3 separate regions of the Mus musculus genome follow, and regions 2 and 3 are each linked to region 1. The links are chromatin loops, found by intact Hi-C in ENCODE. Cell type or tissue: left cerebral cortex. All regions are shown on one strand.

Evidence for each region. Hi-C counts contacts between places; a loop is a spot of excess contacts. Peaks named below come from ENCODE experiments on the same cell type or tissue, not always from the same donor. Only the 100,000 strongest peaks of a DNase experiment are listed, where the experiment ranks them.
Region 2: it touches region 1 in a loop (2.7-fold over the local background); 2 of 42 quality-filtered maps call a loop at or near these places.
Region 3: a loop joins it to region 1, with 6 times the contacts of the local background. A loop is called at or near these places in 32 of 42 quality-filtered maps.

Annotation. Positions count from the first base shown.
Region 1 is chr4:106,626,816-106,634,815 of GRCm38, reverse strand. Ttc22 (tetratricopeptide repeat domain 22) reads right to left here. Exons shown (of 7, transcript NM_177667.5): 2 at 592-647; 3 at 287-402. Among named protein-coding and RNA genes, the nearest start is that of Ttc22, 8.4 kb to the right of the region's middle. In left cerebral cortex, a CTCF peak has its summit at 3,688; DNase peaks (open chromatin) are centred at 2,267, 3,727, 3,990, 6,851 and 3 more places; H3K4me3 peaks cover 240 bases; H3K27ac peaks cover 3,580 bases.
Region 2 is chr4:106,786,997-106,794,996 of GRCm38, reverse strand. The region is part of intron 1 of Acot11 (acyl-CoA thioesterase 11); the gene reads left to right. Among named protein-coding and RNA genes, the nearest start is that of Acot11, 8.8 kb to the left of the region's middle. In left cerebral cortex, a CTCF peak has its summit at 4,609 (motif pointing right); DNase peaks (open chromatin) are centred at 5,052 and 7,000; H3K27ac peaks cover 1,279 bases.
Region 3 is chr4:106,704,935-106,712,934 of GRCm38, reverse strand. It overlaps Mroh7 (maestro heat-like repeat family member 7), which reads left to right. Exons shown (of 24, transcript NM_001126487.1): 5 at 1,599-1,682; 6 at 2,898-2,977; 7 at 3,219-3,348; 8 at 4,369-4,464; 9 at 5,080-5,184; 10 at 5,341-5,476. Among named protein-coding and RNA genes, the nearest start is that of Mroh7, 19 kb to the left of the region's middle. In left cerebral cortex, a CTCF peak has its summit at 4,300 (motif pointing right); DNase peaks (open chromatin) are centred at 4,311 and 7,379; H3K27ac peaks cover 853 bases.

The DNA.
Region 1 (8,000 bases):
GTGTGGGTGAATTGTTTTACCGATAGTGTCCAAGCCTTCCATAAGCTGCTTCACATGTCGCTCAGCGCTAGGATCAGTCTGGTGTCACACCTGGGACTGCTATACCCTACAGTTGCTCTATTTATTGGGGCAAGGAGCCGGGACTTCCTTGGGTAAACAATATGATTGTGAGATGAGCTGGGGTGAGACACAATGAGAGACAGGGCTAGAGGCAGACAGAACTATTGCCAGGTACAGGACAGCAGGACAGAGGACACTACTCTTCAACCCTGCCTGGAGTTCCCACCTTGGTGTCGGGAGTCTGAGGACTTGAGGACCTCTCCGAGCAAGGCCAGAGTACGGTTGAAGGCTGGCAGCCTCTTCTGCTCCTCACTGCCCATCTCCAGAAAGATGCCATCCAGCCTATGGGCAGAAAAGGGTTGTGGACCCCATCCGCCCCTCCCAGCCATCCCCAGAATGTTGCCATGGTGCCCACAGGCTCCTTGCCATGGGAAGGCCCGCCCACCCCTGCTCCATCTTCGCCTGGCTTCCGGGCCACATCCCCTTCCACCGTCCCCCCCCCCCCAACCCATCTCCAGACGCAGGCCTGACCTGATAAAGAGTGTTGCCATGGTGAAGTACCAGCTCCTTTTCTCTTCTATCGGGATCTAGAAAGCAAAGGATGGGCATGCTGTATGGCGGTTATTGAGATACTCAGGTTGTTTACAAGTCCCCATGCTTGTGAGCTTGAAGAGGCAACAGGTACGGTGGGGAGGCCTTTGACCCTCAACAGCCCTGATGACAGTGCCCTGCTGGGCAGCCTTAGGCAAACCAGCTTTACTTCTCTGATCAAAGGGCACTGGAGACTTCACATGAGCCCCCTGTGAAGTGGTCACTACAGAGCGGGTGTGGGACACCCTTTCCTTTCTCCACCCTTTCCCTGGCTCCCCCAGCCCTGGGCTCTGAGCAGCTGGGATCTTTGTTCTCCTCCCAACTACTCCTCCTTCCCTGGGCTCCGTCTCACTTCCATCTTCCTGAGAAAGCCTTCCTGGGGATGTTAAGTGAGTCTGTTCAGCTCAGCCTCCCCCGGCCTCCCTGAATATTTTCCCATTATTATTCTTGCCAACCTCACTGTGCATTTAGACTGACTTGGGCACTAGATAAAATATTTATGCTGCTATTTAAAGGAGTAGCTCCTCCTGCCTTGGAAAAGAATTTTAATGAAAACCAATAAAATCCCCAGTGCATGTCGGCAACTCTGCCTCTGGCTCTTGACCCTCCCTCCACATTTATCTCCCCATCCCCTCTTCTGCCTTCCCAGCTCAGGAGCGAGCTCCCCCTCACTACCCACCCCCACACTCCCTTACTCCAGCAACATTCAAACCAGCCAGCATTTCTGAGTAGGGATGTGGCCTCAAATGGCAGCTGAACTCTGACAATGCCAGGTTCACAAGCCGGCTGGGGAGACAGGCCTGGTAGGGAGAGGCCTGGGGTGTGTGCCAAGGTTCTCATGCAATTCCCTGGATCTCACAGCAAACCCAGGCGTTATGCCCACTTTCCAGGTGAATACAGTGAGGTGCAGAGAGGTAATGTGACTTGCCCAGGATTGCACAGATGGACATGGCAGAGCTGATGTTGTTTAGCTCCATGGCCCATGCTCTAGTCACCATGCTTGACTGTCAAACCCTGGAGGAGGAGCAGAGTCTGACCCTGAGAGTGATGCACACCATCTATGTAAGATGATGTCACTCCCAGCTGGGGTTTCTTTCTTCCTGTTTTTTTTTTTGGGGGGGGGTGGTTTTTTGTTTGTTTGTTAGTTTGTTTGTTTTGAGACAGGGTTTCTCTGTGTAGTCCTGGCTATCCTGGAATTCTTTCAGTAGACCAGGGTGGCCTTGAACTCAGAGATCCATCTGCCTCTGCCTCCCAAAATGCTGGGATTAAAGGTGTGTGGCATTACTGCCTGGCTAGAGGATATATTTTCAAGCTGGATCTTGAGTAGGTTGTGACACTTCTGAGAGTGGGACAGAGACTAGGGTATTTGGTGGGAAGGAGGCTGGCTTGAACAGATGTATGGGATGCAGAATAAGTAACCGGGAGGGCAAAGAACACTGTGTATATGAGTAATGTAGAGGGAGCCAGAGCCAGTGAACGGGATCCTGAGTAAATCTCTCTCTCCCTCTCTCCCTCTCTCCCTCTCTCCCTCTCTCCCTCTCTCGCTCTCTCCCTCTCTCCCTCTCTCGCTCTCTCCCTCTCTCCCTCCCCCCACCTCTCTCTCTCTGTGCATGTGTGTGAAGGAGACATCTTGCATCTGAGCTCCAGAGTGGTATGACAACTTATTGGGATAGGTCCAGGAAACCTGAGCCCTAGAGAGATCTGCTGTGTTTCTTAGCTTGTGTTGCCTCTGATTATTTGCATGGTCCAAGGCTGGGGGAGTAAAGACAGGAGAAGGAAGGTGGGTCCCATCTTGAAGGGCTTTGGCTTGTCAGGAAAGCCAGGTGTAAATCCATAATTAGAATGGAAAGGATGCAGGAGCCACAGGAGACAGTAAGAGATGTTCTCTCTAACCCAGAAGTTTCTCCAAGCCTTTCTGGAGAAGAGGCATTAGAACAGGGTCCTCAAGAAGAAAGGGAGCCACCCAGGGAAATATAGTGAGAAAGACTATTCCAGGAGGACTGGCATTGTGGGCAGAAATTCAGAGATGTAGGAGAGTGATGTGTGGTATCTACATGTGACCAGGGCTGGAACCCCTAGCCCCGGGAGTTAGGGAATCAGCAGGGAAGAATATCAGGAAGCCCCAATATACCAGACTTAGGCTTTGGAGCCCATTTGTGGGAAACAGTTGGGAGCCATAGCAGGGGTTAGAGCTGGGTAGTGCCAACCTCCCACATGGAGGAAGGAAGCACCACACTTCCTTCCGTGACCCCATGACAAAAGATGGGGCTAACACAGGAGCTGATGGGATGGATTCTGGCTTCGAATGAGCAAATCAGGGGCTGGCAGCTCACACACCTGAGTGGTCCAACTGGGTGACCGTAGGGATGAGTACTTAGGGGCTGTATTCTTAACTGCAAAGGAGGATAGTGCTACATGCCTCTGGGGCCTGTGTGGGTGGGTCATTCCTAGGGCAAACACTCATGTCCTAGTATGGGCTGGCCTGGGGGTGTTTTGTCTAGTGTAATCTGTTTCAATACCCCAAAGAGCCATAGGATTTCAGGGCCTAGAGCCTGAAGATATCCCACCTCTCCCCATTCCCCCTTCTCTAGGGCTACAAGGCATCTTTCTTACTTCCACAGGACCCCAATTATGTTTTGTTTTGAGACAGTATCTCAGTCAGTATGTAGCCTAGTCCTGGACTTGTTGTGTAGCCCATGGTAGCCCATTTGCTATGTAGACATTCCTTTCATTGGCATTCAGATCCAAAGATGTTAAATTATTCCCTCAAACCACATAATCTGTGAATGACAGAGCTGGGAGTTCAACTTCTACTTCCATGGCCCTAGCCTCCAGTCTTTTCCTCAACACTGTTATTGATCTCCTTATTCTATATCCAGGAACACTGAGACCAGAGAGGCGGAATAACTCCATGTGAGATAATATCAAGGTTTACAAATGAGTCCTTCCCCCACCACTCTGCTCACCGTCAACATTCTAGAGTTTATAACCCAGTTACGGTTTTCATGATGGAAGCAACATCGCCACCTGGTGGAACTATCCCTGAATTGCAGGAGCAGTTCCTAGGTTCTTCTCTTTCCCTGCCTTCCAAATTTGGAGGCTAAACTGACATTTCCAAAATGTAGCTATTTGAATATGACACGTGACGAATCTCAAATGTAGCAGATCATACTTGTGAGTGGGCTTCAGGCTGGCTTCTGAATTACAGACGGGGTTAGTGGCCATGGAGTGGAGGCCTCAGAGTGCTGCTGGGTTTTCAGCATCCCGGAGAAGAGGCTCCTGGATGCTGTTCCTCCATAGTACAATGCCAGCCTGAAAATAGCCTTGTCCCTTTAAAAATCCTGGCTGTTTTGGAAGTAGCAGCTGAAGCTGTTACCAGGGGCAACCTGGCAAGCCACAGTGCATTAAATTAAACAGGCCTGTGACTGCCCGTGTGCTCCTGCCGAAAGGAGGGGCTGCTTGCCTCTCCTGCTGCAGAGCCTCAGCAGGCAGGCAAGGCACATAGCTCCAGGGTTCCCACTCCTAGAGGCAGCCTGGGAGGGGGCAAAGGCTGAGAGCACTCTGGAAGGAGTTTCTGGGACTGCTCGGCACGGGCTCTGTGTGGGACACTCCGTGCTCAATCATCATCAGTGCCCTGATGCTCTGACAGTGGCCAGCCAGCACCAGAGCCTTAGCTACAGGCTGGCCTCGATTCTCAGGAAGGGATCACATGAGACCCAGCCTGAGTGTACAGTGACCCTGGGACTAACGAGGTACAGGTGAGAGTGACAGATGACTCTAGGGCTTCCCTGAGCACCAGCCTCAGGATCCTCTGAATCTCTCTTGTTCCTCCTGAGATGGGGGAAGCTGGCATAAAGCTATGGAGGCTCCTGGCGTCACCCGCTTTTTCAGGCCACCTCTGACTTCAAGTTCACGTTTCCCCCACAGTATCGAACCACAAAGAGCTAGGGTTTAAACAGTGGCTACCATTTGCAAAGCACATTGAGCTTAATTAGGGCTTCAGAATGTCCTGTGTGGAAGGGAAAGTGGGGAAACTGAGGCAGGGTAGTGTCCCCAAAGCCAGGACTGAGACTTCCTCCTGGTATTCTTTACCCCCAGCCCCACCCTCCACCCTGTTTAATGAGAAAAGGTCTTCCTGAGCTAGCCCAAAGCTTGCACTCATCCTGTCTCCACCTCCTGCTAGGACTATAGGGGTGCATCTCCATACCCAGGCTTAGCTATTGTTATATTGATAGTCAAACCAATAAGTAGCACCCCCGATCTATGGTCTCGTCATCAACCCCTGCCTCCAGGTTCCGTGCCCTATTTGAGTTCCTGTCCTGACTTCCTTTGGTGATGAACAGTGCCATGGAAGTATAAGCTGAATAAAACCTTTCCTCCCCAACTTGCTTTTTGGTCAAGATGTTTCATGGCAGCAATAGAAATCCTGACTAAGACATTTGGTTTATTTTGTTTGTTTTGTTTTGAGACAGGGTTTCATACCGTAGTCTAGGTTGGCAATCCTCCTGCCTCAGTCTGGGTGTACTAGGATTACTGTGTGAGCCACCAGGCCTGACTTAGAAATGCAAAGTCTTGACTCACTCCTCTGTGGCTCTAGAGGTGTGGTTCGGAGATTGGTTTGCTTACTGTGCTAAGTTTGAAAGCCATTGGCTGGACTGATCGGGGGTGGCGTGAAAGTGGGCTGGTACTTTTTTAATGGGCCAAAGGATCAGACCCTTCTCCTCCGGGAAGCCTGAAGATCCTGCTTCTGTGGCTGGTGGGTAAGGGACATTGGCAGGTGACCTGGCAGTACTGGGAGAGGATGCACTGTCACAGGGCAGGTTTGTGTTAACTCAGGCACATCCATGGGTGGTGCCTCAGGATCCAGAGACAAATCTCACTAAACCCATGGTTTATAGAACGATAGACTTCTGATTAGACTGGATGGTCAGCCAGGTTCTCAGACAGTATTTGCCTCGGCAAGGTGAACTTTGTCCTGGCAGCTGCTCTGTACATTCCAGAGAGGCCCCAGAGAGCTGACTAATGATCTCCTGGGAGGGGACTGATGGGAAGGAGGAAGGCTCCTTCCGGGTCACCGGGTACAGTGGTACCTGCTTCTCACAGCAGCCTTGGAAGGTATAGTTAGTGTCTTCCTCATAGGAATTAGAAAACAGCCTAAGAGCCACAGTTCAATGCCTCAGTCCAAGCAGAAGGGCCAGGCAGGATTCAGGTTCTCATTTGCCTCTCTCCAAAAACTGGTTTTTCAACTGCCAGGAACAGTTGGAAGGTGTCAGACCTGCCTAGGAATGTGTCCTTCTGGCGCAACTGGAATGTCTTCCGTGGTGACAGACCGGGCCAGAGCACAGGGACAGGACAGGAAGAAGTCCTTCCAGCTCTGCTGGGGGTACTAGTGTTCTCGCTTCCCTGCCTCAGCAGGTGTGTGGAATAACAGAAACTTGAGGTCCTCTGCTCCAACCAGGGATCCCAGAAGGTCACTGAGCCAGCCTCCAGAAAGCTTGTGGCAGGGTAGCAAACGGACTGGTGGGGGAAGTTTAGGGATTGGGTGTGACACCTTGGGAGTGAGTGTCTGTCATCATCCTGGGTTCCCTAGAGAATTCCACCTAAAGGACTTCAAGTTCCCTGCTGTCCCTTTGTCATGACTTCTGGCCCTGTGGGTCGCCTTGCTTCTTGTGGTCCCCACACTGACTGAGCTGTGAAGAACCATATCTCTATTGTTGTGGATCTGAGGCAGACTCCAGGGTCTGTAGTGGCTGTGGGCGTGAGAGAGTCCAGTGCCCTCTCAAAGAAGAGCAGTACGCCTGACTCTCCTCAGCTCCCCAGTGCACTAATATCCACCGTGCAGCAAGCACCCTGTGCATATCCTCTCTTCTGTCAAACATAATTGAGTCAGGTGATGCTAAAAGCAACTGACGTCTCAGGTCCTGTGTCTTTGAGAATATGGAGACGCAGCCCTCAAGGTCACCAGATGGGTGGGACGACAAGGCTGCAGCAGCCCCAGAAGCAATGAGCAGCAAAGCTGAGGGACTTTTGCTATCACTGAGGCAGGCATGCTCTACCCTGAGCCCAGCCCCTGACTGTGGTTCCTCCCTGTCACTCAAGGCTGTGTGCCCTTGGGCAAGCCTGCACCTCTCTGAGCCTCTGTTCCCTCATGTGTGGACTGGTGCCAATAACGTGGCACTGCCAGCATTTCTATGAGATCAAGGGATGATGATGCGGAAAATCACAGGCATGCTTGGTACCCAGCTCGTCAGCCCCTGGCCTGGCTTCCTCCTCCTGTTTCTGAACTGGATCAGAACACTCAGAACTGTGGTGGTTCTTGTTCTCAACTGTCGCCATGTGCACACAGGGGTCCTGTGGACATGTGTGCCCAACTGTACCCACATACATCAGGAACCCTGTGGAGGTGTGTGCCCAACTGCACCCGTGTGCACACAGGGATCCTGTGGAGTTGTATGTGAGACTAACGGCAACCATGTGTACCAGAGATCCTGGGGAGGTTTGTGTGTGTGTGCCTAAAGGCAGCCATGTATACACGGGGATCCGGGGGCTGCTGACTGAGGGTCCCCTCCAACCCTGCTGGGCATGAAAGATGGAATGCCCTCTCTGTTTGTGAGACAGGCCTGTGGCATCATCACCCATAGTGCAATCCAAATGGCTTAAGTGCACTGGACGCTCGCTTTCCCTCTGGAGCCTGCTGTGCCCTGCATGTGAGGGAAACACAGTGTCTGATGGGCAGTGTGGGTCTGTGAGGCCCGAGTTAGACACAAACATTTATGAAAGTGAACTTCTGAGCTCACACAGCCCACAGGCTCCAGTTTGGCAGTGGGTCTTACCGTTACCGAGGCCTGCTGTGACAGGTGGGGAGGAGCTTGTGTGTGTGAGTGTATGAGCATAAACGTGTGTGAGCACTCACTTGTGTGGGCATGCATGTGTGCAAATGAGTCTTCATGTGTGTTCACACGTGAATCTGCACTTGTGTTAGCAGGCACGTGTTGCACAGGACCACACACCAAGCAAAACTGCCACCATCTTCAGGAGTTCTCTTTACATAGCCCTGAACTTGCTGCATAGACCAGGCTGACCTCAAACTCAGAGGCCTCTGCCTCCTGAGTGCTAGGATTAAAGGTGTGTGCCACCACAGCCTGGCAAATTCTGTGCTCTTAATGTCCACGGAGCCTTGAGATTTGTGACCAGGAACCACCAAAAATCAATCTCTGTCTCTTTTTTTCTCTCTGTCTCCCTGTCTCCATCTGTCTCCTCCCTCTCCCTCTCCTCCCCCCACCTCTGTGTGTGTGTGTGAGTGTGTGTGTGAGTGTGTGTGTGAGTGTGTGTGTGTGTGTGTGTGTGTG
Region 2 (8,000 bases), 160 kb before region 1:
CCACCGTGACCTTGTCTTCATTGATTGACTAGCCCCCAGTGGTCCTAGTTACCTTCCTGTCTCAACAGGAAGTTGTGTTAGGACCATCCAGGAGCTCATGAGGCACTGAAGGAGGTGCCTGGGCTTGGGCAGTTGCTAGCCTGGGGCCATATTCAGCTTCAGTTTGACTGTGGAGGCAACCCCAGTGAGTGGACTTGCTGTCATTCCTTGTACACAGAGTGTAGGTGGGGGGGGGGACGACCCAGGCTGTCTGAGCTGACCCCATAGCACACATGACAGAGTCTGAGCCGCAGTACTACCACTCATCTATGCCTAGGGCTGTAGTGCAACTATGTTGCCTCTTAGAGCCTTGGGAGAGCTGCCGGCTACTTTTGCTGGAGAGTGGAAGGGTCCAGAGATCAGCCTCAGAGGCACCAACTCACTTGGCCTGTGTAGGCTGCAGCCTGCTCCGTGAGCCAGATTCCACGTCTGCAGGCCTCTTTGGGGTAGGCTACAGAACTTGCATGTCACTGGCGGTGGTAAATAATCATCTCCCGTTTCTTATCTGTCTGTGGGTTTCCTCTGTGGTTCAGTGACGGGGCTTGTCAGTCAGGTGAGATGGTAAGATGATGGTGTCTGCTGAGCCTCTGCTAAATGTCCCTAACTGCTTTGTGAGGCTGCGGTGTTCAACTGCCTTTACAAATGAGTCAAGGCCCTGGGTTTACATCACTTTGAACTATTGAACTAGTTAGAGGATTAAACCATCTTGTCCAGGGGCTGGAAAGAAGGCTCAGTAGTTAAAAAGCACTTGTTTGGGGGGGGGGCGTATAGGGGACTTTCGGGATAGCATTTGAAATGTAAATGAAGTAAATAACTTGGGGGGCGGGGGGGGGGGAGCACTTGTTACTTTTCAGAGGACGCAGGTTGTATTCCCAGCAACCCACATGGTGGCTAAAAACCGCCTGTAACTCCAGTTCCAGGGAATCCAGCGCCCTCTTCTGGCTCCACGGACATCGGGCACAGCTCTAGATGTACATGCAGGCAAAGCACCCAGGCACATAAAAACAACTAAGTTAAAAAATAATAATCTTGGGTTGGTGAGATGGCTTAGCGGTTAAGAGCACTGACTGCTCTTCCAGAGGTCCTGAGTTCAAATCCCAGCAACCACATGGTGGCTCACAACCATCTGTAATGGGATCTGATGCCCTTTTCTGGTGTGTGTCTGAAGACAGTTGCAGTGTAGTATATAAATAATAAACAAACAAACAAATAAATAAATTTTTAAAAAATAATAATAATCTTGCCTGACCGCAGCTTCAGCTGGGCAGGACCCCGGGTGCTGTGGCTTCTCACCATGTCCTAGGCTGACCTGGCTGAGCCTGACATCTTTGTCTTAGGCCTGCTCTGCCCTGTGACTGCAGGACAGATGGCACAGCTAGCTGGGTCCTCTGCCACTCCCCTGGCCACAGGCCTGTGTGTGTATCCCTGCCATTCCAGGAGTAGCTTCTCTGCAGGTAGACGGTGACATTAGAGTCATACAATGATGAAAAGGACCAGAGTACTTTGGGAACATTGGCATGAGCCAGGCCAGACCTGTCCTCTAGGGCCCCTAGGCTGATGGGACAATTCAGGTGGGTATAAACTGATAAAGACATCGTGGCTAGACTGTGGCCGAAGAAGGCTGAGGTGGCCCTCATCACTCAAGAGGGGTCCAGGTAGGCTTCTTGGAGTAGGTGACATTTGGCTTAGCCTGTAAGCTTCTCTAGGGGAGGAGACACTTGTGGAGGGCCAGGAAAGAGCCTGTCTGACAAGGAAATGGTGTGTGACCCCCTGAGGACTGGCTTTCTGGCCCCCTTCCATATGATATAGGTATCTTTCCAGGAGCTTCCTCGGGAGCCTTAGTCACCATCAGTGGGTCATAAATTCATCAATTAATGCTACTCGAGGCAGCCCTCAGTGGGCAGGGCTGTCGCTGGGAGGGAGAAAAGTAGGGCCTCAGCTTTACATTCGTGCCTTCGGGATGTTCTGTAGACAACCCAGCTTTAGCTTTAGTCCAGTGCTGGAGGGAAACCTGTCCCTGTCAGGATTTATGATTGCGTACTGAACTCCAGTAGGATGACTGTAAGGGCTGCCACACAGTAGAACTGTTGCCTGCTGGTCTGCTCTCACCCGCCCTCCACTCTTATCCTTGCTCCGTATTTGAGACCTCTTGGCCTTGAACTATGTGGCCGAGACTGTCCTTGAACTCCTGATCATTGTGCCTCCAACTCCCAAGAACTTGCTTATAGGAGGGCATTACTGTTGGCTTTCTTAGGGTACTTCTTGCCTCTTCATGTGGACATTTCCTTCACAGTTAGAAAGTTCTGTATGAACCTCACCTTGGCTCTTCAGAGACCTAGGAAACCAGCCCCAGACTGGGGGCCCAGAGGAGACCTTTGTTCCACCTGCTCACTGGGGACCTATGGGTCCATTCTCACATCTGTCTCTCCACTCCTTGGCCTTGTCCTATCTGTGACATGAGAACAGGCTGTGATCCACCCTAGGGTGTGGTCTAGCTTGGGTCAGAGGCCTGAAGGGGGAGCTCCCCATGGGCCTCCATAAGGCAGCCTTGGTTTCCCAAAGTCAGGTGGCTCCTCACTTCCTTCAGATCCCTTATGAGGCCTGAAGAGACCAGACTAGCATCTTGTTCTTCCCTAAAACATACCCTGTGAGGAGTGTGTGTGTGTGAGAGAGAGAGTGTTTGTGTGCACGCATGTGTATGTGTGTGTGTGTCTGTCTGTGTATGTGTGTATATATGTGTGTACCTGTGTATGTGATTGTGTGTATGTATGTATGTATGTATGTATGTATGTATATATATGTGGTTGTGTATGTGTGAGTGTGTGTGGTGTGTACGTACATATGTATGAGAATGTATGTGTAGGTATGTATTTATATATGTGTGTAACTGTGTGTATATGTGTGTTATGTATTGTATGTAGGTGAGAAATTCTGATTGGTTTTTTCTTTGTTTACGTGTGTCTTGCACACACGTGTGAGCAGTGCATACTGGCGGAGGCCAGAGGAGGACATCAAGTGTCCTGCTCTATCACTCTTCTTCCCTTGAGACACTGAACCTGCTGCTAGACCAGCAGCCAGAACTGCACCTCTCACCCCCCACCCCCATCACATTGATGGACTTACAGGTCCACATGGCCATAGCTGACTTTTCCTGTGAATACTGGTTAAACTCATGATTGAGCAGCAAGTGCTCTTATCCACTGGGCTGACTCCCTACCCCTCTGGCTGGTTCTTTGCTAGCTCTCTTCCAGACTCAGTGTCCTTCCTATCATTGGGAATACGGGGTCCCCAGGGTCCCTGTAACTGAGCTGCTTCATATCATCTGATGTTTCCATGATGGAGAAGGCGCATTTTAAAAGAGCAAGTGGTGGGGCTCAATGGGTAAAGGTGCTTGCTGCCAAGCTCTGTGACCTGAGTTCCATCCCTGCCATCCACCTGCCAGAAGGGGGAAAATTGAGAACCGACTCTTACAAGTTGTCCTCTGACCTTCACAAGGGCATGCCTCACACCCTACCCCCAGTACACACAAATAAACACAATGTAATAATTTTCTGTTCAAAAGAGAGCAAGTGGTGAGCCAAAGGTTTAATGACTGTGGGCCAAGGGGAGGGACCATCTTTAAAGGAGCCAGGTGTGGTGGGAAAGCCCCAGTTTCTTTCCTATGGCATCCCAGACCCCCCCCCCCCCAGGCCCTCTGAGTCAGCCTTGTCCAGCCCTCCTGCTTTGAAGATAAAAGTAAGGATTGCAGGCAGGCAAGGCTGAGGTGTGTCTCACTTGACAATGGAGTTTGAGCCTGGTGCATTGGCCCTTTGGATGGGGAGTGTGCAGTCATGACATGGCAGTTTGGATGTCTTTATCTGGAAAGAGTTTTCAAGCCCAGAAGGGACCCACTGGTTATAGCAGCTCTGGCTGGGACCCAAAAGGCAACTGTGGAGAGTCTGCAGTGCCATGTGCTGGGGACCTGATCCTCAGAGTTCCTTTTGCAACACCTGCGTTGGGTGACCTTCCCTTTGCCCTTTACTGGTCAGTCATGGTGTGGGCATGTTCTCTCTCTCCTGTTCATGTTTCCTTTCCCCCATGTGTTCAGTCTGGATCACCGTTACCAGTTACTGAGTAGAGTTGAGGATAATGAAGCACACAGTAGGCTCACGCCAAACAGAAGATGGATTTCCTTCCTCTCTCTCTCTCTCTCTCTCTCTCTCTCTCTCTCCTTCCTTCCTTTCCTTTCTTCCCTTCCCTTCCCTTCCCTTCCCTTCCCTTCCCTTCCCTTCCCTTCCCTTCCCTTCCCTTCCCTTCCCTTCCTTTCCCTTCCCTTCCCTTCCCTTCCTTCCTTTCCCTCCCTCCTTTCCCTTCCCTTCCCTTCCCTTCCCTTCCCTTTCCTTCCTTCCTTCCTTCCTTCCTTCCTTCCTTCCTTCCTTCCTCCCTTCCTTCTTCCCTTCCTCCTCCCTTCCTTCCTGCTTCAGCCCCGCTTGCTCTGGCCCAAAGATTTTTATTATATGAAACACACTGTAGCTGTCTTCAGGCACACCAGAAGAGGGCATCAGATCCCATTATGTGAGCCACCTTGTGGTTGCTGGGAATTGAACTCAGGACCTTCGAAAGAGCAGTCAGTGCTCTTACCTGCCGAGCTACATCTCCAGCCCATGACAGCAGATTTCTTAAGAGGATCTCTGAGCTTGTGCCCGAGTACTTTTTAGATGCTAGGTATCCATCACGTGGGCAGCTCTCTGGCTCTGGGGGACCCTCCACCTGCCATACTCCTCAGCAGATGAACTAACACCAGTACTTCCCAGTCTCCATGAAAGCAAAGCCATTCCCATCCCAGTTCACCTACCAGTGACTTCTTGTGTGGTACCAGTTTCCACTTGGCTGGCTCTCATCTTTTTTCTAAATCATTCTGACTGGACTCCTTCTCCTCCTCTCAGTTGGCTCCTTTCCCATCTGCCTTCATGCTGCCTCCGGGAGCCGTCTGGGGCTCTCCCTACACCGGGTTGATGGCGCCCTGGGTCTTTTTCAGACTTCTCCTTCATATCTACTCCTTATGTGGGAGTATGTGTGTCCCTGTCTGCAGTCTTTCCCGAGACCGCATCTGCTGTCGTTACTAGGATTGCAATGCAAACCACCCTGAAACTCCGTGGCTTAGCAAACCCATCAGTTTGTGATGCATTGTAATTTGTGGGTTGGAAATTTGGGCAAGGCTGGGCAGAGCTCTGCAGTGCAATTCATCTGGCCTGCGGGGCCCAGGTAGAGGTTATGGGTGGTGGTTAGCTTGTGAGTGAGCTTGCCTAGGGTCTAGTATGGCTTCACTGGCATTGTTGTGGGCAAGGCTGCAAGGTTGGGCTTAGCTGGGAATGTCATTTAGAGCATCCACGTGTGGATTCTTTGTCGTGACAGTTTCAGGAGAGTTAGATTTCTTACCTGGCAGCTAGGTCCCCCAGAGGGACAGTTCCAGGAGGCCTAGGAGATGCAGCAAAACTTCCCATGACCTGGGGTTGCAAGCTTTGGTTGAAATGTCACTGAAGGTGATGCAGACTCAGGGGAGAGGATTAGACTCCTCTTTCTCTTGAGTCTTGAGAGGAGCCACGAGGCTCTAGTACCCTTTAACCTAGAACAGGTGTAGAGCCCTGTGCCTTTCAGATGCCCCCACGGGGCTGGTGATTGTTTTTTGCTGGTTTGTTTTTGCAGGTGTGTAGCCCCCCTTTCAACAGAGGGGTGCGTATCAGAACTGTGGTACATTCAGTGAATGTTTAACAATAGCTGGAAAGTTCTTGGTCCTTATCCTCACTCATTTCCCCCCCATCCCCCCCCCACTCCCCTAACTGGGTACTAACACTTCTTCCTCACTCCAAGCTCCCCCCACCTCCGCCTGCAGTACTGCCGCTAGCTGGACCTCTGAAATCTGCCCTTGGCCAACACTTTGGCCAGGCCCTGCCCAAGTGCCATTTCTCCCAGCTAGCAGCATAGGAGCGCTGAGGACTCTACTTGCCTCTCCTCATCCGAGAGGACACGCAAGCACGCACATCCAAAGTGGAGAGATCTGAAAGGCGGGTCCCGTCTCCCGCCACTTACGGACTCCAGCACTTGAGTCAAATCTGCACTCTGGGGATCTGCCCAGCCTTGGGCCACGTGGACCAGGTTACCCTTCTGACTTCTTCTTCTTTTTTTTTTTTCCCTCCTGACTTCTTACCTACTGCCCTCTGATAGTCACACCAATCCTCTTGGGGCGTTGCATTCTCTCTCCTTAGAACCACACCCCCCTCCCATGTCTTTCCTAATTGCACCCTCTCATTCATTCATACATTAGCCAGCTCCCCGCAGGAACCCTCCCACTCACTACTGCCTCAGATTAGAAAAGGACCTTTTCCCTCCATCATATCCCCTCTCCTATCGTTTTCTTTTCTTTTTGAGACAGGGTCTCATGTAGCCTAGGCTGGCCTTAAACTTGCTTTATAGCTGGGATGGACCCTGAATTTCTGATCCTCCTGTCTCCATCTTCCAAATGTTGGGATAATACCACAACCGTTTCATGCAGTGGTGGGGATCAAACCCAGGGCTTTCTGGATATTAGGCAGGCATGCCACCCACCGGGCCACACCCCTCGATGCTCTGTGTTTTCTTTCCTTCTTTAAATGGCCTTGTCTTGTTTTTACATGTCATGAGAGATGAGATGGTCCCATCACCCTGAAGAAATGAATGGAGTTTTAACAGAGATTAACCTCAGTGATCTGAAGAGTTGTTCTTTCTACCTATCCGCCTTACTTGGAATGCTCCTGGTTTCTGACCAGCCCTCAGAGATCCAGACCAGGCCACCAATAGTCGGTGCCCTCCCTGATCTCCCTCCGGTTATCTGTCCTTTCTGAGGGTCCCACACATTCCTTCTGGTTTCTTGCTCACAGGGTTGGGCCTCAAGCAAAACCCCAGCCTGGGGCTGCCTCCTCCGCACTGAGTCATTCCTTCCTCTCCTCCCCTCCCCCACCGTACTGGGGCTGCAAGGCCTCAGCCACCACAGCGCTATGCTTTGGTTACGGTAGGAGTTGCCACAGTTGAGTTTGTGGATGGATGAAATCATGAGGCTGTTTTCACATAAACAGCTATTAAGGTAGAACCAGCCCAGCCCATAATCAATCTAAACCCAGGGGACAGTGACAGAAGCGCTGGATGCAGGGTCCCCTGCTTGGCTTTTTTGTCAGCCTGCTGATGACCAGGCCCGTCCTCATTCCTGCCATTTGGTGCAGCATGGGGCTCTACGGAACTGGTCCAGGTTCAGTCTCCAGGGGCACCACGGGAAACCCCTCCAGGCTCAATCTCCAGGTTCTCACTGGGCCCTGATGATGTTTGGCCTTGAACAAAAGCAATTTATTGAAGATGGTTTATTCGTGGCCCAGGGGCTCCTCCTGGTGCCCACCTTGTTGCCACCGACCCTTTCAGCTGCTTTCTAGTAATTCCAAGAGTCTGTTTCAACTTCCTGAGGGTCTGGAACCTTTCTAGAACTGAGTAGCATGGCATTCTGGCAGTCATCAAGTGCAGGGTGCCTGCAGAGGACCACAGACTCTGTCCTGCCCAGCCATGATTCTCAGTTTAAGTGAAACCCTAATATAGAAGAGAGCTTTGTGTTCAATTGGCAGTAATGGAAAGAAATGTGAATGTTTTTGTCACAGGTCCCAGCTGCCTTCAAAGCATTTTCTGCACAGGCCACCTGGCCATTTGTTCTCCATAGATGTCACATACCCCTGGGACCCGTGTCTTTCTGAAGTGCCTTAGCTTTTGGACAACACAAAGCACAGCAGTTTGGGGCACTTCCTGTGGGTCAGGTCCCGGTCTAAGCACTCAGACTCCTTTCTGTGACGCTCATGTTCCCATTTTATAGTTGTGAAGACTGAGGTCCAGAGTAGCTTAAGTTATGCTCGGTTCTCCAGCAAACCAGAGGCAGGGCCACATCCAGAGTACCAAGAACCTGTGGG
Region 3 (8,000 bases), 78 kb before region 1:
GTCCACTCACGTGTGCAGCTGTCTCTGGCTAGTCATTCTTTTTTTTTTTTTTTTTAAAGGTTTTTATTATCCTTTTTTATTATTATTCATTTTATTTATATGAGTACATCCCAGAAGAAGGTATCATGTGGTTGCTGGGAATTGAACTCAGAATTTCTGGAAGAGCAGTCGGTGCTTTTAACCACTAAGCCACCTCTCCAGCCCTGGCTAGTCATTCTAAATTGGCACCCTTCCCCCTTTCTGAACCGCAATTAAATGACCCATCGCAGCTCAGTTCAGTCGATGCTGGGAGAGGGGTTAGGAGTCAGTTTGACTGACCACAGTTTGACTGGGATCAGCTGGGTGCTTCATCTGTTCTACGTTGTATAGACAGATCACCGTGGAGGCTGACACTCGAGTGTCCCTTGCCTGCCAGGTTCTCTCTCTGCATGGGCTCATTCCTCAGTTTAGCCTGGGTTTCCTTCTGGCGTGGCGTCTGGGTTCCAAAAAGGGAAAGTGTATTCTGGGACAAACCCAGGTATACATTCTTTCCACAACGGCCCGGTGGCCGGAGGTGAAGGAGATGCTGTCCATTGATAGGATACCTGCAAAAGAACTTGTGGCCGTAGTTAACCTTCCATGTTCTGCATCAGATCAAGGCGTTCCCCCCCCCCCTTCACTGTGTAATGTTAAGTGATTCATTTCATGGGGTCTTCTTCCTTAAGATGATGGGAATCAATGGATTGGCTAATGTGTCCCCTCTCCCAAGTAGCAGAATACCTTCATCTGACTAGACTTTACTAAAGGGCTGAGAAGTGGTACTGATGGTAGAATTTCAGGTTGAGGTGTATGGGCTCTTTCTGTCCTTCGGTTGATTAGTGAGGGAGAGGTGCTTTATAGCCCTTCATACCTGCTCCTCCAAATGCAGACTGCAGGGGCCATCCTTCCCACCTGACCATCAAGAGTTTCCACCAACCTTTATCCACCCAAACACTCCTTGAAGAAACATGTCCCTTTTCTTGGGCTGTGATAGTTTTAATTGTCAGTTTGATATAATCAAGAATCACAAGGAAAGAAAGTTTCAAAGAGAGATTGCCTAGGTCACATGCATGTCTGTGAGGGATTATCTTGATATTATCAGTTGAGTCATAAATCCCCACCCACTGTGGGTAGTTTCATTCCCTAGGCAAGAGATCCTGAACTGCCCCAAGAATGGAAAAAGCGAGCTGAGCGCCTGACTACATGCATTCTTTGCTCTCTGCTCCTTGACTATGAATGTCATGTGACCACTAGTCTAAAGCTTCTATTCTGTGACTTCTCCACCACTATGTAGGGTCTCCTTGTAGCTCTGGCTGTCCTGAAACTCACTATGTAGACCAAGCTGAGCTCAACTCACAGAGATCTGCCTGCCTCTGCCTCCAAAGTGCTGGGATTAAAGGCATGCAACGGGAAACCAAACCTAGACATGGGCCAATGCCAGGGTTGGGTGGTTGGGGAAGAGCTACCTCCGTGGGCTGTAGGTGTTGGGTGGCTAGAGGGTGCTGCATTATGCTGCCTAAGGGGAGGGCAGAACTCAATGGTGGTCTCACCGAGTGGCTCTGCTTCCCACTGGCCTGAAGGTAGCGAACATCATTACTTACCAGAAGAATCAGGAAATGGTGGAAATGAAAGAAGAAAAGGAGGCAACCGTGAAGATGATGATGGTAAAGAGCTGTAGGCGGGCCTGTGGGACTGGGGTGGAGTTCTGAGGGTGACAGCTGGGTGAGTTGGGAAGAGGACAGGAACAGGAGGCAGGCACTTCAGATTTGAGGCTCAGTTCTGTCCACCTCTCGCTGCTCACACCCGACAAGAGGGAGTATGGACAAGTTGTTGCCCTTCTCTGAGCCCCACTCTTGCCATCTTACAAATGGGTGCGTTTATGCCCGCATCTTTGCCTGTGGGAGGACTTAACCCAGTGGCTAGTTCATTGCAGCAGAGAACGGTTATCATGAACCCATTCTCTCACCTCTCCATGCAGAAAGCCCTCTTGATGGGCAACTTCAGAGGGTTCCCTAAAACAGTCTCCTCTTAGTTACTCATTAGGAGGAGACTGGGCCCCAATAGCCATGGAGGCTTACATAGTTGTAGTCAGTTTTATGATCCTTAAAGAGAGGGAAAGGAGTTACAGAGCTAACTCAACCAGCAGCGTTTGCCTCACAAGAAAGACTTCCTGAGTTTGAGCCCCAGAACACACATAAAAACCACTCGTGGTGACATTCATAATCCCAGTGTTGAGGACACAGATACAGGCTTTCTGGCCAATCAGACTAGACCAACTGACCAGCTTTGGATCCTAGCAAGAGCCCTTGCCTCAAAAACCAAGGTTCATAGCTCCTGAATAATACCTCTGGCCCCTGCATGTGCACATGAACACACACACACACACACACACACACACACACACACACACACACACATCTTGCATACACATCTGCCCATATATGATACACAAAAAATGGCGAAAGTCCCGTCCTTTGATATATTTAACTTTCACTAGCATTAGTCGAACATCTACTATGTGTAGGTATTAAATATGAAGTGAAAAAATTAGGACATTTGGGAATTTTAATTGGACAGCTTTCAAAGGCCATGCCTGGCGCTTCTTGCTTGGGTCAGTTCCATGGTTTAGTGGTCTGTCACCAGAAGGGCACCATGGGAATTATTCTCCTGGTGCTCTCCATATGGAATGCGCAGATCAGGGCATAGACTGTTTAGAGTGGTCTTGAACTGAGGGCTTGACATTGATCTGGGCAGAAAGCTGGCTCTCCTAACTGCCCAGTGGGGGAGTGTTCCCAGGCCAAGGGCCTGCATGGCCTGCTGTCAGAGCCCGGAAGTCAGCCCCCAAGCTGGCTCTCACTGGCTCTATGGTCCCCATCCAGAGACAGATTCAGGAGGAGCCGCTGGATTCCCTTTTGAGTCCTGCTCGACGGCAGGCTATGGAGATCCTGGCACAGCTGAGGTATCCCTGTCCTTTCTCTTCCACACTCTGCCCCTTCTCACACCCCTGTCCACTCCGAGCCTTTCCCTCTCCCCCTGCCCAGTTCCCTGTGGACCCTGATACTTCCACACCCGTTGCTCACACCCCACCTTCTCCTGTGGATCTAATCTCGGGTGACCCTCCCTAAGTCAGGTGTCCCCTTCCCCATGCTGCATCCTCTGCCCCCCCCCTCACTCCACACCTGGCATCCTGTCTCTCTCAGTCACACCAAGCCTATCCTGAGCGTGCGGGAGAGGGTGGAGCTGGTGAACACCTGTGTGCGGAGCGTGTTCTCACTGCCCTCCGTGCAGGCCATGCAGGAGAAGGACGAGTCCAAGGCCGAAGTCATCCAGGTGAGCTGGACCCTCCTGGTTCGGCTTTAGGTTTGGGGACATCCTCAGAAGGGACAAGGTTCAGGGGTGAGTGGGGGCTTTCTATAGATGGTCTCCCTTACTCCTTGGCTGAGTGGCCCGGAGCACCTCACGTCACCTGCGACAGTCTGAACAGATACTTGATAGCTATTCAGCAGAAGGGTGAACTGTTGCAGTAATGGCTTCCTTAGGAGGGCCCTGTCCTGTATCAGGGATATAGATAGATGCTGTAAGGCCGTAGGAAGTGGGCAGGATAAGAGGGTAGTACTGAGGACTGTGCTCTATGGAAGAAGACTGGGGGAAACTGGGCAGAGACCTGGAGAACAGAGCCTCAAAGGGGGTTTGGTGAGCATCTTTAAGTCTCTGCAGAATCATTCCTGGAGGTACCACAGCAGGGGATACTAAGGTATAAGATGCAAGGAGAGCTAGGGTCAAGCGGGATGTTGAGTGAGAGGGGGGGTCCAGCTGTTCGGCTACCCTTTCTCTCAGCAGGTATTAGCCATGTTCCTCTCCAGGTCACTACGGTAGTCTCGCAGTAGTGTGACGGTGGAGGAGATGGATGCCATCAAAGAACCCAGTACCCAAAAATCTCCGCAGTAGTCAGTGCTGCAAGCATAAACCATGGGGTATCAAAAAGAGTATGGGATGAGGAACATGGCCTAGGGTGGATGGAGCACGTGGTTTCCTGGAAGAGGGTGGCAGAGAACCTGTACAGAACCCATGCCAACTGCCAGGATGATAAGTGATGTGACTGAAGACTGGAGGGTGGGGGGACAGGGACTCTGACAGGCGTGCTGTATAATAGGTAGGGGTGAGGCCACACAGACAGATAAGATAGCGTCTGGGTTCTGGATTCTCAAGCTGGTGGCCTGAGAGGGCCCAAAGTCATGGCCAGAATCCTTGCTGTGGAAGGAACTGGCAGCCCCTTGTAGTTACAAGTCGTGCCAGCAGAGGGCGGTGGTGTCTAACAAGCTCCCAGCAGCTCTGTCCTCCTGTCCACAGATCCTTTACTACCAGACCTTGGATTCCTTGCAGAAACTTCTGAATGCCCTCTTTATTGAAGACCCCACTCCTACTGGGCTGAAGAGCATCCTGGAGGTGCGGCGTGGGGGGTGGGGGGGTGGGGACGACACGGGGCAAGCAGGGAAAGGGAGAAGGAAGTAGGAAAATGGCTTCATACAAGTGGGAGGTGGGCTCTGAAGGAGTGGCGTCATCCTGAGCCAGTGCCCTGCTTCCATGTTGTATTTTACGCTGTTATTTAGTTTTGGTGACGCTGAGGGTTGGACCCAAACCCTTGTACCTGCGAGGCAAGCCCTCTACCTCTGAGCCACAGCAGAGTCCTGTTCCCTCTTTCCTTGTTTATCTGTATACACAGTCACACTGAATTGCCCAGCACTGCCTTGAACTTTTGATCCTATTATCTCAGCTTCCTGAGTCACTGTCTGCAATTCCCCTACAGCCACTGCTCTTGCCCCACCCCTTTCTCCATTGTTATCCATGTCTCTTCTCTCTTCATTGACCCCGTCCCTTCCTTTGCTCTGAGTCCCCTTCTCAGCTCAAACCCCACCTGTCATTGATCCTCAGGAAGAGAAGGAAGACGGTGGCAAATTGCCTTCTTTCTTCTTCTGGAAGCTTCTTGCAGATTACTGACTTACCCACAGACAGCAGGGGCTGGCAGACAATGGTAGCAGAATCTCTCCCTTGTCCCCACAGCCCCTAGGGCCCTGGATGAACTCTGGGAAGGCCCACGAGCGGGCTCGGGCTGTGAACAGCAACGTCTCTGTGTTGAACCACACACTTGTGACCCTGCCATTCTTAGTGAGTGTTCCTGGGTGTGACCCTGCCATTCTTAGTGGGTGTTCGGGGGTGGGGGCATTCCGGTGACTTCTCAGTTGATCTTCTGCAGCTGGGCAGGTCTTCTTGCCCTGCACTATGTAGCTATAGACTCCCTCCCTGTGATTGTGACACTCACAGATATCCTCGGGCTTCCCAACACTGGGTCTTCTGCTGGGGAGGCTCCTTCTTCGAATCGGGGATCCTGATGAGGAGATCGGACGGGAGGCTCTGGACGGCATCACCATCCTCTACACCATCCTGGATCTCCAGAAACGTATGCCCAAGTCAGGTCCCTAGCCACTGCACAGCTAGGGAGGGGAGCATGGTGGTACGGCTGGGCAGTTGGAGGCAGGCAGAATGGGTCAGATGGGGATTAGGAGCTGATGGGAAACTCCTATCTCCATGGAACCAGGAGCAGAGGTACAAACTAGCCATTGTTTTTCATGTTTGTTTGTTTTTAAGCTCTGGCCCCTGACTTTTAATCCTCCTGACTTAGCGTCTCAGGTACTGGGACTACAGGCATGTACTGCCCTGTTAGACAACAACTCTATCACGACAGGAGCTGTCCTTCAGTTGGCTAAGCTTTCCCATATTGTTCCAACCTTGATTTCTCCTTCTAATGTACCATGTGCACCTAGGTATGATGGCCCTGATGTCTTCTTCCTTTGTCTGTCTTTCCTACTAGACTGTAATGCCATGAGGGTAAGGCAGGATTCTCTGTTCTTTCTGAGTCTAGCCATGGGCTGGCATATGGTCTTATTCAGTGAATATGCATAGGACCTAATGAAGACCAGGTCCTACATTAGAGTCTGGAGCCTGTAAGTGAAAGCACAGCCTGAGGTTAGGTTTCAGGGAGCTCATGAGATGGTTTCCAGGCTGCCTTCAACCTCCTGCCGTTCTTTCTCCTTAGTCCCGATTCTATATCAACCAGGAAACCTTGGCTGGTTTCCTAGTTTCTCCTGACTCTGAAGGCAGAGTGGCCTGCATGTCACACCTGGTTTTGGCTCTCGACTTTCCCAGCTTGAGTGACCTCTTCTGTATATTTTTCTAGATTTTCTCATCTGTTACAGGATTATGGTTGAGTGCTTTTTGAAATATTAAATGGTATTCTTCAAACGAGTTCATGGGAAGAGATCAGCTCAGGGTCCCATGTCATAGGTGCTTGTCGAATAGAACTCTCTTCTCTTCGTGCCCCCCACTTTCTGGGATATGTCTGGGGTCCCTATTCTTTCTCATTGCTAGCATGTGGGGCAATGTTTCCTAAGAGATTTCTCCACTGGCCTGGAGGCATGCATGTCTTTTAAACAGGTGGGTGAAAAGTAGGCTACAGTGTGTCTTTTTTTGGGGGGTGGGGGTTATATTTGAGACAGGGTTTCTCTGTGTAGCCCTCAGTAGACCAGGCTGGCCTCAGAAATCCACCTGCCTCCACCTCCCAAATGCTGGGATTATGGGGTTAAAGGTGTGTGCCACCACTGCCCGGGTCTTTTTAATGTATATAAATACACTGTAGCGATCTTCAGACACACCAGAAGAGGTCCCGTTACATTTGGTTAGGAGCCACCATGTGGTTGCTGGGAATTGAACTCAGGACCTCTGGAAGAACAGTTACTGCTCTTAACCACTGAGCTATCTCTCTAGCTTCGGTAGGCTATAATGTTGATTAGCCCTAGGACAGGGAGAGTATAGTCCAAAGCGAGGCTGCCAATGGTGGCTGGAGATGTGAGACACCCAGATTAATTGAATCCACATTTGGCGGACACGGAGTCATTTTTAATATTTTTGAGTATGATCTGTCCTGCTGCTATTCAGGTTGAGCTGAGTGCCTTGTACTTCTTGGGAGAGCCCCAGGCCACAGTGACGCTGGAGGAGAAGGGCATTAGCTTGGGATGGCCATCTGTGGAAAGTGAAGGGCTGTGACTGGAGCTGGCTCTGCCTGTTCACAGAGCACCAATTCCCTTCCTGCTACCGGAGCATGCTCTGTGCACTCGCACTGCTTCTGTGTGCTCGCACTGCTTCGGTGAGCCTTTCTCGGGCCCAGGCTTTGTGTAGGTCCAGGCAGGACCCAGGCCTGACTCCCTGGGCATAGTCCCTAAAAGTATTTCCTTCCACAGATGACCCCAGAGGCCCTCCTCTGTACCAGGCCCTGCTCTAGATCTGGGGACACAGCTTTGAAAAGAGATTCATTAGGCATCCCTCCCTTCGGCTTACCTTCTCGTTGCCAAGAAACAGACAATAGGCAAAAACAAACAAGAAAAGCACGGAGGAAGTCAGATGCTAAGCTCTGAGGGGACAGGCAGACATTTTCACATGCTCTTGCCAGTGCCAGGCCTGATGGCACATGCCAGCAATCCCAGCCCTGAATGGGAAGTGTGAGGCCGTGCTGGACAAGAGGCCCTGCCTCTAAAAACAAATATACAGGCCTCACACTCACCCTCAGCCTGTGCGGAGGGTGGAGGCAGAAGGCTCAGGAGTTCAAGCCATCCTCGGCTGCACAGTGAGTTTGAGGCCACCCTGGGTCATGTGATCCTCTGTGTATAAACAAAACCAAACAAAAGCAACAATAAAAATTCGGACTCCAACACAATAACAACTCAACCCCCAAATTGTATTGCAAAGCGATGGACATTTAGTGGTTACAGTGCTGCCCAGAGTGTGCCAGGACCTGGGTTCCATCCCAGGACTGAAAGTGAGGAGGCAGGAGGGGGCTCACCTTTAATCCCAGCACTCTGAAGGAAGGGGCAGATGGTTCTCTGTTAGTTCAATGTCAGCCTGGCCTACAGAATGAATTTCAGACCAGT